Linked DNA regions of Mus musculus: region 2 is linked to region 1. The links are chromatin loops, found by intact Hi-C in ENCODE. Cell type or tissue: gastrocnemius. All regions are shown on one strand.

What was found. A loop is a pair of places that touch in the nucleus more often than their neighbours do. Peaks named below come from ENCODE experiments on the same cell type or tissue, not always from the same donor. Only the 100,000 strongest peaks of a DNase experiment are listed, where the experiment ranks them.
Region 2: a loop joins it to region 1, with 2.4 times the contacts of the local background. A loop is called at or near these places in 2 of 42 quality-filtered maps.

What each region holds. Positions count from the first base shown.
Region 1 is chr4:148,470,905-148,478,904 of GRCm38, forward strand. Mtor (mechanistic target of rapamycin kinase) reads left to right here. Exons shown (of 58, transcript NM_020009.2): 19 at 1,010-1,260. Among named protein-coding and RNA genes, the nearest start is that of Angptl7, 26 kb to the right of the region's middle. In gastrocnemius, no CTCF peak of the experiment used is centred here; no DNase peak of the experiment used is centred here; H3K27ac peaks cover 383 bases.
Region 2 is chr4:148,544,328-148,552,327 of GRCm38, forward strand. It overlaps Mtor (mechanistic target of rapamycin kinase), which reads left to right. Exons shown (of 58, transcript NM_020009.2): 47 at 92-227; 48 at 1,183-1,330; 49 at 2,071-2,193; 50 at 3,277-3,359; 51 at 5,041-5,113; 52 at 5,464-5,538; 53 at 5,761-5,896; 54 at 6,632-6,697. Among named protein-coding and RNA genes, the nearest start is that of Gm24002, 9.2 kb to the left of the region's middle. In gastrocnemius, no CTCF peak of the experiment used is centred here; a DNase peak (open chromatin) is centred at 4,974.

The DNA of each region.
Region 1 (8,000 bases):
GTTAGTGCTTCTTTTTTTTTTTTTTCTTCTTCTTTTATTCCTGGGCCCTCATGAAGGGGGAGGATAGCTCTTGTTTTCTCTGTTTCATTTGAATGAAATCAGGACATAGAAAGACCAGTAGCCCCACAAGACCTGGGCCCCTTCTTTTTGCATCTAGTCTGACAATAGAGACCCATTGCCTTTTGACAAGGACCCGAGCGTTTGGGAACGAGGGTAGAATATGAGTTTCTAGCCCACCATCTACTGGGGAAAGCCTGTTGATGAAATTGAAGGTTCAACAATGGTCTCCTCAATGCTGTAGCAGAATATGATTTTACAACAATGAAACTGTTTGTTCCCTATAAGCTCTTTAGGCTGGTTGTTTGGTTTTCTCCATTTATTTCCTTCTCCCATCTGGGGTAAGGGAGTGTACTGTGTGGCTCCCCTTTGCTCCCTGACCGTGAAGAGCAGAGCCCAGGCCAGTTACTCGTGTTCCTCAGCAGCGCCTGACGTCCTGTCTCTCATCCCCTGCATCTCACCTCCTCACTGCATGGCACCATGGCCAGGACAGAGTCCTTGCTGTTCAGGGTATGGCATATGCCTGCTAACATGTCTGTAGTCCCTGTGGGACTAGCCATCTGTGCAACAGATGTTTGCCTAATTTACTTCCCTTTCCTTTCATTTGGAGGAGTAGTTATTTTTATTGATGGTTCCAGCTCTGAGGTTGTGAACTGTGACGCTGAGAAGCTACGTTAAACCTAGGAATTTAGAGAAAACCCATCATGCACTGTTTCAGGCTTTGGTGCTTTGGGTAGTAGAAAAGCTCGGATGAGCTCTGCTCCTGACAGGGGAGCCTATTCACCGCTTCCTAATAGCCCTGCGCTCGGCGTTCACAGCACTGTCAGAACATGCAGGAGAACACATGCATGCTGAGGCCTCTGAAGGGGCTTTGTTTGCTACTAGCCATGCTTTGCCTCACATCGGAGGCCCGCCACCAATACTTACGACTCTCTCTGTCACCTTGTCCTAGCTGACTACAGCACCAGTGAAATGCTGGTCAACATGGGAAACCTGCCCCTGGACGAGTTCTACCCCGCTGTGTCCATGGTGGCCTTGATGCGGATCTTCCGAGATCAATCCCTCTCTCACCACCACACCATGGTGGTGCAGGCCATCACCTTCATCTTCAAGTCCCTGGGGCTCAAGTGTGTGCAGTTCCTGCCCCAGGTCATGCCCACATTCCTTAATGTCATCCGAGTCTGTGATGGGGCCATCCGGGAAGTAAGTACTCAGCCCTTCCCTGCTCGCCTGCTCGGCAACACACTTGGCCTGCACCGAGAGCACTGCCTCTCCTCCCTTGGCCTCTGGCACCTAAGTGTGGAGCTGGGTCTGTCCAGTTCTACTCCATCCCACTGGATAACTAGAAGATGAATAGTCCAGTGGGAAGAGACAGCATTGTTCTCAGTACTGTAGATGGCTAGATTTAAATCAGGCTGAGTTTTGTTGTTGTTTGTATGTTTTTAAGGTCTATTTTTATAAATTTTAATTATATGTAGGTGTGGGTGTGGAGGTGTGTACATGTGCCCATAGAGACCAGGGCATTGGGGCCCCTGAAACTGCAGTTACAGGCTGTTGTGAGCTGATGGGGTACTTTGGCAAAGGTGTGCTCTTATCTACTAAGCCATCTTTCCAGCCCCAAACTGCTTTTGTTTGAACTCAAGGCCTCTGACTTGCTAGGCAAGGACTCTGCCCTCTGACTGTATCCCTTGCCCTTTTATTCTGAGAGAAGATCTCAGTAAATTCTGTCAGCTGGCTTTGAGCTCTGAGCCCAGATCAGCCTCAAACGTGGAGTCCTCTTGCTTTAGCCTCTGTGGTAGCTGAGGAAGGCAAGGCAGAATCAGCCATTTTTAGTGACAGTACTATGTAGATGAACACGCATAATCCTTACTAGGTCGAATGGTACCAGCCTGTCCTATTATTGTTGGTTCTGAATTGGAGCATGTGATCAGTATCTGGGAGCGAGCCCTCTCCTGGGCAAGGCTTGCCTTCTTGCTTTGTCACTGATGGGAAGTCTGTGAGGTCACTCTGGAGAGTGACCATGCTATTCCCCAGCTACCTTTCACCCAGTGGCTTTTAGAATTCCTCCGTAATCCTTGTCAGGTGCTAAGCTGGTGGCTGCATCGTGACTATGTAGTTCTGTGATATAAAGAGTGGTTCGTGGCGTCTGTACCCATGCATGCATGGTGTGTGTACCAACAACACACCTCACTCTAGGGGTTCAAGGCAGCACACAGTCCTTACTAGTCTTAGAATGACCCTGAGGGTATACAGGCTGCGCTCTGCTTGGAAGACTATGCTTAAATTCATTATCTTTCCCTCAGTGACATACTTAGAGGTAGGTAGTAACATTTTATAAACTGCTTCCTGACTTTGTGGCTGAAGTATAGAATGGTTTTTTGTTTTTGTTTTTGTTTTTTAATCCCTTTTTGGGACAGGATCTCTCTGTGTTGCCCAGGCTGGTCTCAAATTCCTGGGCTTGAGGGAATCTTCCTAGCCACCCAGGTACTGTGACTTGAGTTCTGTGCCACCATGCCTGGCTTTCAGTCCACTTTTGTGCTTTGTTCTTAACAGTTGTCAGCCTCGTTAGATTCTTCACTCCATTCGCTACAAACACTCCCAGACTTTGATTCTAGACAATTACATGCTCTGAAAATAAAGGGAGCTTGGATGTTTTTCTTTGTAAACTGTAAATCATTCATTACTGCTTTGAGTGCCTCTGGGTCTCCACTGCAGTGCTGCTTCAGCAGGGGAGGCTGCAGACCTTTGCTCAGGGCTCTCTTCCTGCTGACTTTAGCTGCTGTCTCCGTTTTACCGCTAGTTAGAGCCGCTACTGTTGGAGGGTTTGGGTTAATGTTTTTTACAGTTTTTAAACATTCCCTTACAGTCTTCAATTATTAAAAGAGTTCTTTTCTTTTTAATCATGAGTTGATACTAGATTTACCAAATGCCTTTCCTTTGTTTTAATAATCATCCAGGATTTTTTTTTCTCCTTTAATGTCTTGTTTCATTGTGTTGAAATAAGTTCTAATGTCGAAACACAGCCACTCTGGTTATGACAGGTTGTTTTTTGTTTGTTTGTTTGTTTTTGGTGTTTTGATTTTTTCGAGACAGGGTTTCTCTGTGTAGCCCTGACAGTCCTGGAACTCACTTTGTAGACCAGGCTGGCCTTGAACTCAGAAATCCGCCTGCCTCTGCCTCCCAAGTGCTGTGATTAAAGGCGTGCGCCACCACCGCCCGGCTGACAGGTTTTTTTAGCTTATCAATACAGTATCTAATATTAAATTTAGAATTTTTACATGAAATAGACTTTATCTGTAGTTTGGAAACTACAGACACAAGATTTATTTAGCTTTTTTCTCATTCTTGTCAAGGGGTCTTACAACAGCTTCAGCCTTTTCTGTGGAGCACTGGCTCTATATAAATGGGAGCATTGTCATTGTGAGAATGCTCTTGTCTTATTTATGTCTCCATTTCTTGCCAGAGATTGGCCTTAGTTGTTTTGTTTTGTTTTGTTTTAGATAGCCACTTCTGTTGTATTTCTGTCTTATATCTTGCTTTTTTTAATCTCACAAATCTGTTCTTTATTATTACTTTCCTTGATCTGCTTTTTTTCTAATTAAAAAGTTGGTACTCCTAAAATGACAGAGCAGATAAAAATGTTTGTCACACAAGCCTCGTGACCTGAGTTTCATTCCCAGATACCCTGCACAGGTAATATGCGAGAACTGACTCCCTAGAGTTGTCTCTGACCTCCGTGTGCTTGCTGTGTGCCATCCTCATACCCACTCACACACTAAAAAACAGTCATGTGCTGGGCAGTGGTGGTGCACAGACAGACAGACAGACAAAGACAAACCAGTCATGTATGCCTGTAATCCTAGTATTGATGGTGCAGGAGGATCAACAGTCTAAGGCCAGCGTGGTCCACATGTTGATTTGCAGGTACATCAAGAGCCTTATGTTAGGTTAGACAAGTAGGTCTCTGTTACCCTCATTTCTTTCTTATTTTTGTTTTTTCTAGACAGGGTTTCTCTGTGTGGCCCTGGCTGTCCTGGAACTCACTCTGTAGACCAGGCTGGCCTCGACGTCATAGAGATCCACCTTCCTCTGCCAGAATAAAGGTGTACACCACCTCTGCCCAGCATAAAAAAATTTTTCTTAAAAAAATGTGTGTGTGTCAGGAGAAGTGTTCTTAGGGAGGGCAAAGGGTGTTGGGTCTCCTGAAACCGGAGTTAGAGGCCTACAGGCCCACTGTAAGCTACCCAACATGGATGCTGGAAGCCATAGTGGGTCCTCTGCAAGCTTTGTGGGCCTCTTAACCAAGAAGTCAAGAAGTTATCTTCTATTCCTCTCTTTCTTTCTTTGTAATTCAGTCTGGTAGAACTCTAAATTTTGGGGAGGTAAAGTCTCAAGTATTGCTTTGCACAGCTGCTTTTTAAATGTTTTAAACTTTCAGAACTAGGGAGATGGTGCAGTGGGTAAGAGGACTTGGTTGTGCAAGTTTGTGTTGTGGACCTGGGCTTGGGTCCCCAACACATACATGTGGCTGTTTGGATTGCCAACTCCATGTTGGGGTTGAGGCAGAGGAAGGACGGCTGGGGCTCACTATCCAGACCACCTAGCTGAAAAACAGCAAGTTCCAGGTACAGAGAGACGTGTGCAACACACACACACACACACACACACACACACACACACACACACACAGTACTGTTTAAAGTCTGAGGTAGGGGTTTAGGAAGATTCCACATTTTGTAAGAGTGCCATGCTATGCAAGCATGAAGACCAGAATTTGGATCATCAGAACCCATGTAAAGAAGGCCACAGGGGCATGGCAGCTCCTGTGATCTTTGTACTTACAAGGCAGAGACAGGGACTCCCCACAACAAACTTAGCAAAATCCGCAAACTCTGGGCTAATTGAGAGGCTTTGCTTCGATGTGTAAGGTGGAGAGCAACCAAGGAAGACAAGCTGTGTCAACCTGTGGTCTCCACATGCACACCCACACATATGCACACATAACCCTACACACGTCTTTTTATGTGTATGAGTGTTTTGTTTGCATGTGTGCATGTGTACCACAAGAGTGTGTGCCTGATCTCTTGGAGTTCAGAAGAGGGCATTGAATCCCCTGGCACTTGAGTTTTAGACAGTAGTGAGCTGCCATATGGGATTGAACACATGTCCTCTGGAAGAGCCAACTCTCCACATTCCTCCATGTGCGTCTTCATGTGCGAACATACCACTCACATACGCATACCCCTCAGAAATTCTTTAAGGTAAAAATGACATACTGTAAAGTTTGCTATCTGAAAATATGAAGTTCCTTGGCTTTCAATGTATTCAGAGTCTGCAGTTACCAGTAACAGTCTAAATTTAGAAAGTTTCCAGAAATTACTTTAGCCAGAAAGCTTCCTTCTCTCCTGTTAGCAGTCATTTCCATTCCTGCTGCCTCTTAGAGCTACTTCTGAAGACTCCGTGTAATTGATGGTACATGAGCTTCTTTCTCTCTTTCCTTTTTTAGTACAGAGCATCTTGTAGCCCGAGTGGTCTTGATCTTTCTGTCCACCTGCCTCTGCCTCCTGAGCGGTTGGCTTACAGCTGGGTGCCACCAGCCCTGGCCTCTGCAGTGCTGGATTGGAACCTAGGAGTCTGTACATACTAGACAAACATCTACCAACTGAGCTGCATCTGCAGACCTGGGGTAGCTTACTCTGGCTAGCTTACTCTGGGCTTCATCCGGGCTGTAATATATATTAGTAGCTTGCTCCCTTCTTGCTGAAAAACATGAATTCTCATCAGTGTTCAAAAGTCAGTCCTTTCTAAGGTTTTTGTTGTTGTTGTTGTTTGTTTATTTTTGGTTTTGTTTTTTGAGACAGGATTTCTCTGTGTAGCCCTGGCTGTTCTGGAACTCACTTTGTAGACCAGGCTGGCCTCAAACTCAGAAATCTGCCTGCCTCTGCCTCCCGAGTGCTGGGACTAAAGGCGTGTGCCACCACTGCCCAGCTCCTTTCTGTGTTTTAACTTTACGGTTTCTTCTTTCACTTTTGACTTACTCACAAGTGGGTAGTTTGTCTGCATCCTTAGACAGTATTGATTCTACACTAACTGCATTGGATTTGTCATTCTTTTGTGTTTGCTGAAGTGGCCCGAATGGTTTCGTTGTTCCCTTGATTTTCACAGATTTCTCGCATGCTTGTGCTTGCCACTGTCATCCATAGGTTTTACATATATAGAACTATACCATGTTGAGGTCTCATGTCTGTGTGTTATGACTGCATGTTTGTCTGGGTTATGTATGCATGTTCATGTGTGCTATGTGTACTTGTTAATGAGTGTGCATGTGTGCGTGTTAACATGTTTTGGAGCACATGTGTGTGGGGTGCATGTTGTTCGTGTGTGCACACTCCCATGGAGGCTAGAGGTTGGTATCAGGTATCTTCCTCTTTCTCTCTCCACTTTATATTTTGAGGCAGGGATCTCTAACTTGAGTACAGAGCTCTCTGATGCAGCAAGTGTAGCTCTCCATCTTGTATAGTGAACACCACGCCTGCTTGTACGTTCATGGATACTCGTGTCCTATAATCCAGTCCTTGTACAAAAATTCTTGCCCTTTGAGCCACTTCCTCAGTCTTCTATTCTTATTAAGTCTTTGTTAACCCCTTCTAATAGGGACAGAGTACATCAAGTTTGCTTTTATGTGTGTGTTACTGTATTACAACTGAGTGTCTCTTGTGTTCATCTGAAAGGGTAGCAACAGAGCAATGGAAAGATGCCCTCCAACCCACCTTGGTACAGTAGTGACTATTGAGGTTAGAGAAACAGTGGGTGACTCCAGGCAGCCGCACCTCCTAAGACCCCACCCCAGCATGGGTCACAGCCCAGGTCCCTTCACAACAGGGCCATAGTAAGCAAATTCTCCCCTTTCTAAAGTTCTCTGAACTTCTTGAGTCTTGAGAGCATTTTGTGAGTTTCAGGAGTCTCCCTTTAGGTCGGAAAGTTTCAATCCAGAGGAAACAGTATTAAGTATAAATTTTATTTACAAATTTATTTTATAAACTTTGTATTTCAATTATTTTACAATTTTCTTTTTACTTTTCTTTTTTGTTTGGTTTGGCTCTTTGGGTTTTGTTTGTTTGTTTGCTTTGGTTTGGTTTTTTTGAGACAGGGTTTCTCTGTGGAGTCCTGGCTGTCTTGGAACTCACTCTGTAGATCAGGCTAGCCTGGAACTCAACAGAGATGTGCCTCCTGAGTGCTGGGATTAGTGGCGTGTGCCATCAACCTGTCTTGTGTTTTATATTCCTATTTTGATTTCTGTAAGCATCTTAAATAGATTTACGCTTTTAGGGTGATGATAGCTATTTTCTCTAAGGCCTGGGTTCGCCTAGTTCACTGCTTTTTGTTTCTCTGGTCCCTTGCTCTCTCTGGGTGTTCTGTGGCCATCTTCATCTACTCAGTCCCCAGAGCAGCCTGGAACATCTGCTCTGAAGAGCGGAAAGGAGCAGGTGTGCTTTTGCTTCAGTGCAAGTGACCCAGGACAACTTGAAGTCAGTGTCTGGCTTGTTCCCAGGCCACCCGGGTAGTTAGCCCATTTGAGAGTCAGCCTTAGGTGGTCAGCTCTTCTAGGAGAGTTAGTTACATTAAAACTCATGATTTCTTTGTCTCCTTTTGCCAGTAGGAGGGGGTTTTGTTTTGTTGAAATTCACTGTTTCTCTTAAGATGTATCCCATTAAAATTATGGGTTTACGAAAAACAGTTGGATTCTGATGATCTGCTTTCTCGTGCATTAATTTCCAGTTTTTCACAGTGGGAGGAGAATTCAGAGATTTAGTCTGCCATGCTTTTCAGAAACAGCATCCCACATACAACCCGTTGTCTCAGCCATTTCTCAGGTCGTTCTGTTCCAGTGAGCTCTTGTCTGTGCTTCACAGATATGCAGTACAAGCAGGTTATTAGCACGT
Region 2 (8,000 bases), 73 kb after region 1:
GGAAGGGGTGGATCCCTTGGGAACTGCTGATGGTCTTGGGTAGAAATGTGCACAGCTCTGATCTGTTTCTTTTGCTCCCCGTTTCTCGCAGGCAGCAATGGGCATGAGTTTGTTTTCCTCCTGAAAGGCCATGAAGATCTGCGGCAGGATGAACGAGTGATGCAGCTCTTTGGCCTGGTGAACACACTCCTAGCCAATGACCCCACTTCTCTTCGCAAGAACCTCAGGTACTCAGAACACTGTGTATCCTAGCTGAACTCTTAAGACATTGGCATTTCATCCCATGCAGTCCAAGTAAAAAATTTAGTATGTGTTGTTACTAACTTTTGAAAGTTAGGCACCTGAGCCAGGTATGGTAGCACATGCCTGCAGTCCTGTAGCTTGGGATGTAGAGGCAGAAGGATCAAGAATTCAAAGCTAGCCTGGGCTACATAGAGAGCTTAAGGCCTACTTGAACTATACACAAGATCTTGTCTTAAAACAAAAAAACTTCAGTATGGTAGCACACTTCTATAATCCCAGCACTCAAGAAACAAGGGCAGGCTAGCCGGGCATGGTGGTGCACGCCTTTAATCCCTGCACACAGGAGGCAGAGGCAGGCGGATCACTGTGAGTTTGAGGCCAACCTGGTCTACAGAGTGAGTTCCAGGGCAGTCAGGGCTACACAGAGAAACCTTATCTCAAAAAAAAAAACAGGGGGGGGGGGGGCAGGAAGGGAGGAGAGAGAGAGAGAGAGAGAGAGAGAGAGAGAGAGAGAGAAAGAAAGAAAGAAAGAAAGAAAGAAAGAAAGAAAGAAAGAAAGAAAGAAAGAAAGAAAAGCAAAAACAAACCTCAGACAGGAATCCTTCAAGATTTAGACTAGATTCTATACCTTTGGTGTTTTCCCCTTGGACTAAGGCCAGTGGAACCCTTCTGGTGGCGCCTCTGTCTCTTAAGCCGATGCTGTTCCACTGAGGTTACTTTAGCATTATAAGTAGTTGCTGCCTCGGCAGTGAGCTTGTGAGGCAAGCTGAGGACCGCTGTGACTTCCATGGCATCTGTCTGGGATGCCTTCTTCACAGAGGGCCCCTTAGCCCACGTACTGCAGCTGGGAGCTCAGTGGAGGCACTATGTGTCCTAAGCTGATTAAAGCTGTCCTGCTGGTCACTGTACAATGACCCCCTCCTTCCCTGTGACCACCAGCATCCAGAGATACGCTGTCATCCCTCTGTCCACCAACTCGGGCCTCATTGGCTGGGTGCCCCACTGTGACACACTGCATGCCCTCATCCGGGACTACAGAGAGAAGAAGAAGATCCTGTTGAACATCGAGCATCGCATCATGCTGCGGGTATGTGCTGCCGCCATGCCAACACCCTTGAGCCTGTGGGCACCATACTCCTGCCTGGTGGGGCACCACTGAGAAAGCTATCTGAGGAAATCACTGTGGAAGAAGGCTTAATGAAGTAACTCATAAAACAAATAACCTCTGAGAAACAAAGAAGAGCCAGCAAGAAAGCTCAGTAGGTAAAAGCTCTTGCTATGTAGGCCTGATGCCCCAGAGCCCACAGTGACAGGAGAAAACCGACTCCCAGAAGTTGTCCTCTGACATGTCCTCGCCATGCATACAAAATCATTATATTTACATATATACATATGTGTATATGTGTGCATGTGTGTGTATATATACTACATATAGTTCTATATGTAATATAAAATAATATATGCATTGTATACATATATAAAATTATATGTGTTTATATGTATACATATATATATTTTTTTAAGTTGTTGGGTATGGTGGCATACACCTTTAATCCCAGCACTCAGGAAGCAGAGGCAAGCAGATCTCTGAGTTCGAGGCCATCCTCGTCTACAGAACTGAGTCCCAGGATAGCCAGGCTACATAATAAGACCTTGTTTTAAAAAAATAAACCACGTTGTTTTTCCCTTTGTCATGTTATGTCCTTTCTCTCTTCGCTTTGCTGATGAAATCAGAGCCCAGCTCTGCCTAGCCCTAGCCTGGTCTACATTTGGGCTGCCTATCGTAGGCTCCTCTCTCACTAACTGGTTTTGTCTGATCTGATTCAGATGGCTCCTGACTATGACCACCTGACGTTGATGCAGAAGGTAGAGGTGTTTGAGCATGCTGTCAACAACACAGCTGGGGACGACCTGGCCAAGCTACTGTGGCTAAAAAGCCCCAGCTCGGAGGTATGTCCACAGACACCACACACGGCAGGATATATGCTCCTTTTTGTTGTGGTTAACTGAAGAATTTTCACTGTGTTTCATGAAAAGTTTTTTGAAACCTGATTAAATTGAGAATGGTAGTTCATGCCTTATAATCCCAGCTGAGGCAGGAAGATCATCATGAATTCAAGTCCATCCTTTACTATGTAAAGTTTTAGGACAGCCTGAACTATATATGAGATCCCGTGGCTCCAATTCCAGGGGATCCAACATCCTTCTGGCCATCTCAGGCACTAGGCATGTATGTGGTGCACACACATACATAACACATACATGCATTCACACACATGCAAATAAATAAACGTGGGCTGGAGTGATGCCTTGGCAGGTTAATTAACTCGCTGCCAAGCCTGACAAGCTGCGGTCAATCCCTGGAGCCCACGTGGTGGAAGGAGAGAACCAGCCCACACAAGCTGCCCTCTGACCTCTGCTGGGGCACTGCGGCATGCGCACCTGCACACACAAATAAGTATGATTTTCAGAGCGTGTTTAATGATCAGCTACTGCCTCTCTGTTTACCAGAATATCCATCCTCCCCCACCGCCCCCACCCCCACCTGGCTCACACACTGGCCCCAGTCTCGCCATGGAGTTCACTTTAGAGCCATCTAACTGCTGTCTGTATGTGTCTTGAAAACCAGCCATTAATACAAGTCTCCTCACATGGTCTATTTCTGTATTTTTTTCTTCCACATAAATTTGAGGACCATTGTATTGATGTATCAAAAACACTGCCATTGACATTAAATGTACCAAATGACTTGGGAAGAAGGGTTGTCTTCAGTCTGCCGTGGAGCCTGAGGTGGCCATCTTCACTTACAGGCTCACATTCCTAGGGAAGAGCTCACTCGTTATACATCCAAGTGCGGCCCCGCTCTGTTCTGATAAAGTGGATCTGAAGGCAGAGTTTACAACGATGGCTGGGTCCTTGTTACGTTACCATTCTGACTGCCATTGGTAGACGCTCAGAGCAGCAGACCTGGGCTATAACTGTGCTGACACTGCTGATTTATAGAATACTGTCACATGTGCTCTGGTGCCATAGGTGTGGTTTGACCGAAGAACCAACTATACCCGCTCCCTGGCCGTTATGTCGATGGTCGGATACATTTTAGGCCTTGGAGACAGGTGAGTGAATTTAATTTGTTTCTTTGAATTTCTTTCTCCAGTTATTATGAATGGTCTCATTTTGTTTTCTAGTGCAATATGTAATTGAATAAATAACTATATATTTTGAAGGGCAAACAAGCACAGTTTTATTGAAAAGTAGGATTACTGTACCTCCAGTAGGGAGGAAGGGCCCTCAAAGTAACTTAACAAAGTGGCCAATCATCACTGAGCTAAGATGACAGGGAAACCAACCAAAGCACAACTCTACTGTACAAAATACACTTCTGAGTGCAGTAGGTAATTATCTCCAAAGAGACGATTCAGGGAGGCTCAGTGGGAGAGCACTGTATAGCTAATACGTAGTCCTTGGTTTGATCTTCAGTACTATGGCCCCGCCCCCAAAAAGAAACCAAAAAAAAGAAAGAAAAAGAAAAATCAGGACTATTCAGACACTGACTAATAAGACTGTAAACAAGCCTACTGCTTTTCTTTTGTAATTGTGTCTCATGCAATTGTGTGTAATAATCATTTTTGACCCCCTGCCTCCAAAATAAAAGCTCTAGCCAGGCTCTCTGACACATAGCTATAGTCCCAGCACGTGAGAGCTGAGGTGGGAATATCTCCTGAATCTGAAACCTTGGTTTTGATGATTGGTCCCAAGCCTAAGCTTGTGAGATGAGCCTCGGCAGCAAATGAGATCTTATCTTTAAAAGACAGTGGGCCATGCGTGGAGGAAAAGCCCTTGACTCTAGTAGTCAGGAGATGGAAGCAGAGGCAGGCAGATCTCTGTGAGTTCTATGAAGCCAGGATTACACAATGAGACCTTGTCTCAAAAAACAGCCAGTGAGGGGCTGGTGAGATGGCTCAGCAGGTAAGAGCACCCAACTGCTCTTCCAAAAGTCCTGAGTTCAAATCCCAGCAACCACATGGTGGCTCACAACCATCCTTGATGAGATCTGACTCCCTCTTCTGGAGTGTCTGAAGACAGCTACAGTGTACTTACATATAATAAATAAATAATCTAAAAAAAAAAACAAAAAAAACAGCCAGTGAGATAGCTCAATGGTAAAAGTGTTTATACCTTATACCACTGGCCTGACAACCTGAGTTTGATCTCTGGAACTCGTAGAAGGAGAGAACCAATTCCTGCCAGTTGTCCTCTGACTGCCAAACAAGAGCCATGGAGTACACATGCACATGCATAAATACACACACACACACACACACACACACACACACACACACACACACACATTAATGTAAATCAAAATACAGAGCTCTAGAAACCAGTAGTCTGAAATTCTACCAGAATGTCTTTGATTAAAGACTGACGGACTAAGAAAGCCTTAGTCCACAGGTTCAAGCAGCTTGGTAGGAATGATAGACCTGGGCTACTCTTGAAAGAAACTATTTTTCTAGGAACTCAAGATCCTAAGAAAGTATAAATGCAAGGGCAGATAATACATGTTTTAGGCTTTGTGGGTCATGTGGCCTCTGCCACAATGTAGCCCCAAAGCAGCATGCAGCAATGCAGAAAACACTGAGTAAGGCTAGCTCCCACTAACCCTGTGTAACACAGGCATGTGGGGGCAGGGCACAGCTGAGGGTGGGCCTTTGCCAGCCCCTGGCCCGGAGCCCTCGTGATTCACTGATCATCAGGACTGCCTTCCTGACCCTCCTGCTCTCGCCTGTCCTGCAGGCACCCATCCAATCTGATGCTGGACCGGCTGAGTGGGAAGATCCTGCACATTGACTTTGGGGACTGCTTTGAGGTGAACATGCTAACCCTCCTGACAGTTTGGGCAGTTCAAGTCCCAAAGGCCTTCCTGTTGCCTCTCTCCATAGGCTGTCATCCAAGAGGGCTCTCCTGTCCCCCTGCTGCATGCTGGCCAAGGCCAGGCAGTGAGCACTTGTCCCTTTTCTCATCTCTGTTTTTGTTTTCTTACGTCCATCTTTCAAATCCCTGTGATAAACGTCCTCTCACTGAATTTGATGGGAACTCTTTTCTTGCTGTGATGTAAATAAGAGCACATAATGTCAAGAGAGGCCACCACCTTCACCTGGCCTCAGCTAGAGTATATAACCTAACCACGGATTTGCTTTTCCTCTAATGACCCTACAGGTCGCTATGACCAGAGAGAAATTTCCAGAAAAGATTCCATTTAGACTAACAAGAATGTTGACCAATGCTATGGAGGTGAGTGGATCCTGGATACACACTGATTGGAAATGGAGCCAATATAGAGATGCCCTTCTCTGAGGGCAGTATGCTTGTTAGGGTGCATCAGCTCCCTAGGTGCCCACGTGGTTTCTGTAGCAGGTCCCCAGTACTGTGTTAGAAATGACCTGTGAAGGTCAGCACTACATGTGCGTCTGGGTCTGCACTGACTTGTGCCGCTGTTTTCTGACCTTTGTGCAGGTTACGGGTCTGGATGGCAACTACAGAACCACATGCCACACCGTGATGGAAGTGCTCCGGGAACACAAGGACAGTGTCATGGCTGTGCTGGAAGCCTTTGTCTATGACCCACTGCTCAACTGGAGGCTGATGGACAGTAAGCTCCAAATACGTGGGATAGGTTCTCTAAGTTCCAAGCCTGCCTATGCTATTTAAATTAAATGTGTGTGTGTGTGTGTGTGTGTGTGTGTGTGTGTGTGTGTGTGTGTGTGTGTGTATGTATGTATGTATGTGTCCCTGACAATTACAGAGCAGTTCTGAGAGCTGGAGTGGCATTTCAAACATATTTATGAGCTAGAAAACACTCTAGCTTAGCTGTTTAATGAAGATGGTTTTCTGGATAAAGTGTACCTTGTTGGTTTTTGTCTGTTTGGCTGTAAAGTAGGAAGCTAGTATTTTAGTGAGAAGCACAGACAGTTAGGATTGAGACAGCAGCAGCTTTGCCCTCTACTCCCTGGAGTGAGGATTCTAAAATCAAGAGGCTTCGGATATTCTGAGTAAACCGGCACTGACCTGTCTGTGTCAGGCCTGTGGTGAGAGCATCCAGGTTGCAGATTCAGCATCACAGCTTTTGAAAAAAATAAATTTTAGCTGGGTGGGTGGTGGTACATGCCTTTAATTCCACACTTGGGAAGCAGAGGCAGGATGGTTGCTTGTGAGTTCATCCTGGTCTACAGAGTGAGTTCCAGAGAACAGTTGGCTACACAGAGAAACCATGTCTCAAAAAAAAAGAAAAAATTATGTTTCTGTGATCATAAGAAAATACCTTTGCAACCAAGTTCCTTTCATGTCACCGTCTAAAGTGCTTCCTACCTGTACTTTCTCCTCCCAGCAAATACCAAAGGCAATAAGCGGTCCCGGACAAGGACAGACTCCTACTCTGCCGGCCAGTCAGTAGGTGGGTACACCCAGGGAAATGGGGGCCCCCATTAGTTTGCCCAGAGTGGCTGAGGTCATCTTACCTATGTTGCAAGTTTGAGGCTAGCCTGGATTACATGAAACCCAGTCTGAAAAAAAGAAAAGGGGGAGGGGGCTGGCAAGATGCTTGTCACTCAAGCCTGGTGATCTGAGGTGGGAGGGGACACTGGCCCATGAGGCTGTCCTCTGAGCACACGTGAGCCGGGGCATGCACTCCTCCCACCCCACCCCACCCCTCAGACGGTCACAACAGCAACAGATAATAAATTTTAACATAATTAGAAACTAATAGCTTTCTATGACCTTTTTATTTGTATGTGTATTTTATATGTGTCTTGTCTGCATGTATGTCTGTGCAGTCCATGCATGCCTGGTGGACGCCAGAAGCACGTGCTGGGCCACCTGGGGCTGGAGCTACAGATGCTTGTGTACCACATGAGTGCTGGGAATCAAATCGGGGCTGCCACCAGAGCTACAAGTACTCCTAGCCACTGAGCCACCTCTCCAGCGCTGTGTTGGGCTTCTCTGATGGCACTGCTTAGGATGGAGCTCTGGAGGGTGCTTGCCTAGACTGAGTGACCCCTAAGTCTAACCCCAGGGCAGCTCAGTGGTAAGGGCCAACCCTAACCACCTAAGTTTGATCCCCTAGACACACGTAGAAGGAGAGAACCAACTCCTAAAAGCTGACCTCTGACCTCCCAAACATGCTACCTCCCCTCCCTACCGCCAACACAGACAACACATAAATAAATATAATTGTTTGAGGGGGGGTCTTTTTCCTTTTTTTTTGTTTTTTTTTTGTTTGGTTTTTTTTTTTTTTTTTTTTGGTTTTTCGAGACAGGGTTTCTCTGTGCAGTCCTGGCTGTCCTGGAACTCACTCTGTAGACCAGGCTGGCCTCAAACTCAGAAATCCGCCTGCCTCTGCCTCCCAAGTGCTGGGATTAAAAATAATTTTTATTTTGAAAAGAATAGCAGATAGGGGCTAGAGAGATGGCCTAGACCTTAAGAGCACTGAATGCTCTTCCATAGGTCTTGAGTTCAATTCCCAGCAACCACATGGTGACTCACAACCATCTGATGCTCTCTTCTGGTGTGTCTGAAGACAGCTACACTGTACTCATATACATAAGATAAATAATTGTTTAAAAAAAAAAGGTTAACAGAGCCAGATGGTGGTGGTGCACACCTTTAATCCCAGCACTAGGGAATCAAAGGCAAGTATGGACCTCTGTCAGTTTGAGGACTGGAGAGATGGCTCAGAAGTTAAGAGCACATACTGTTCT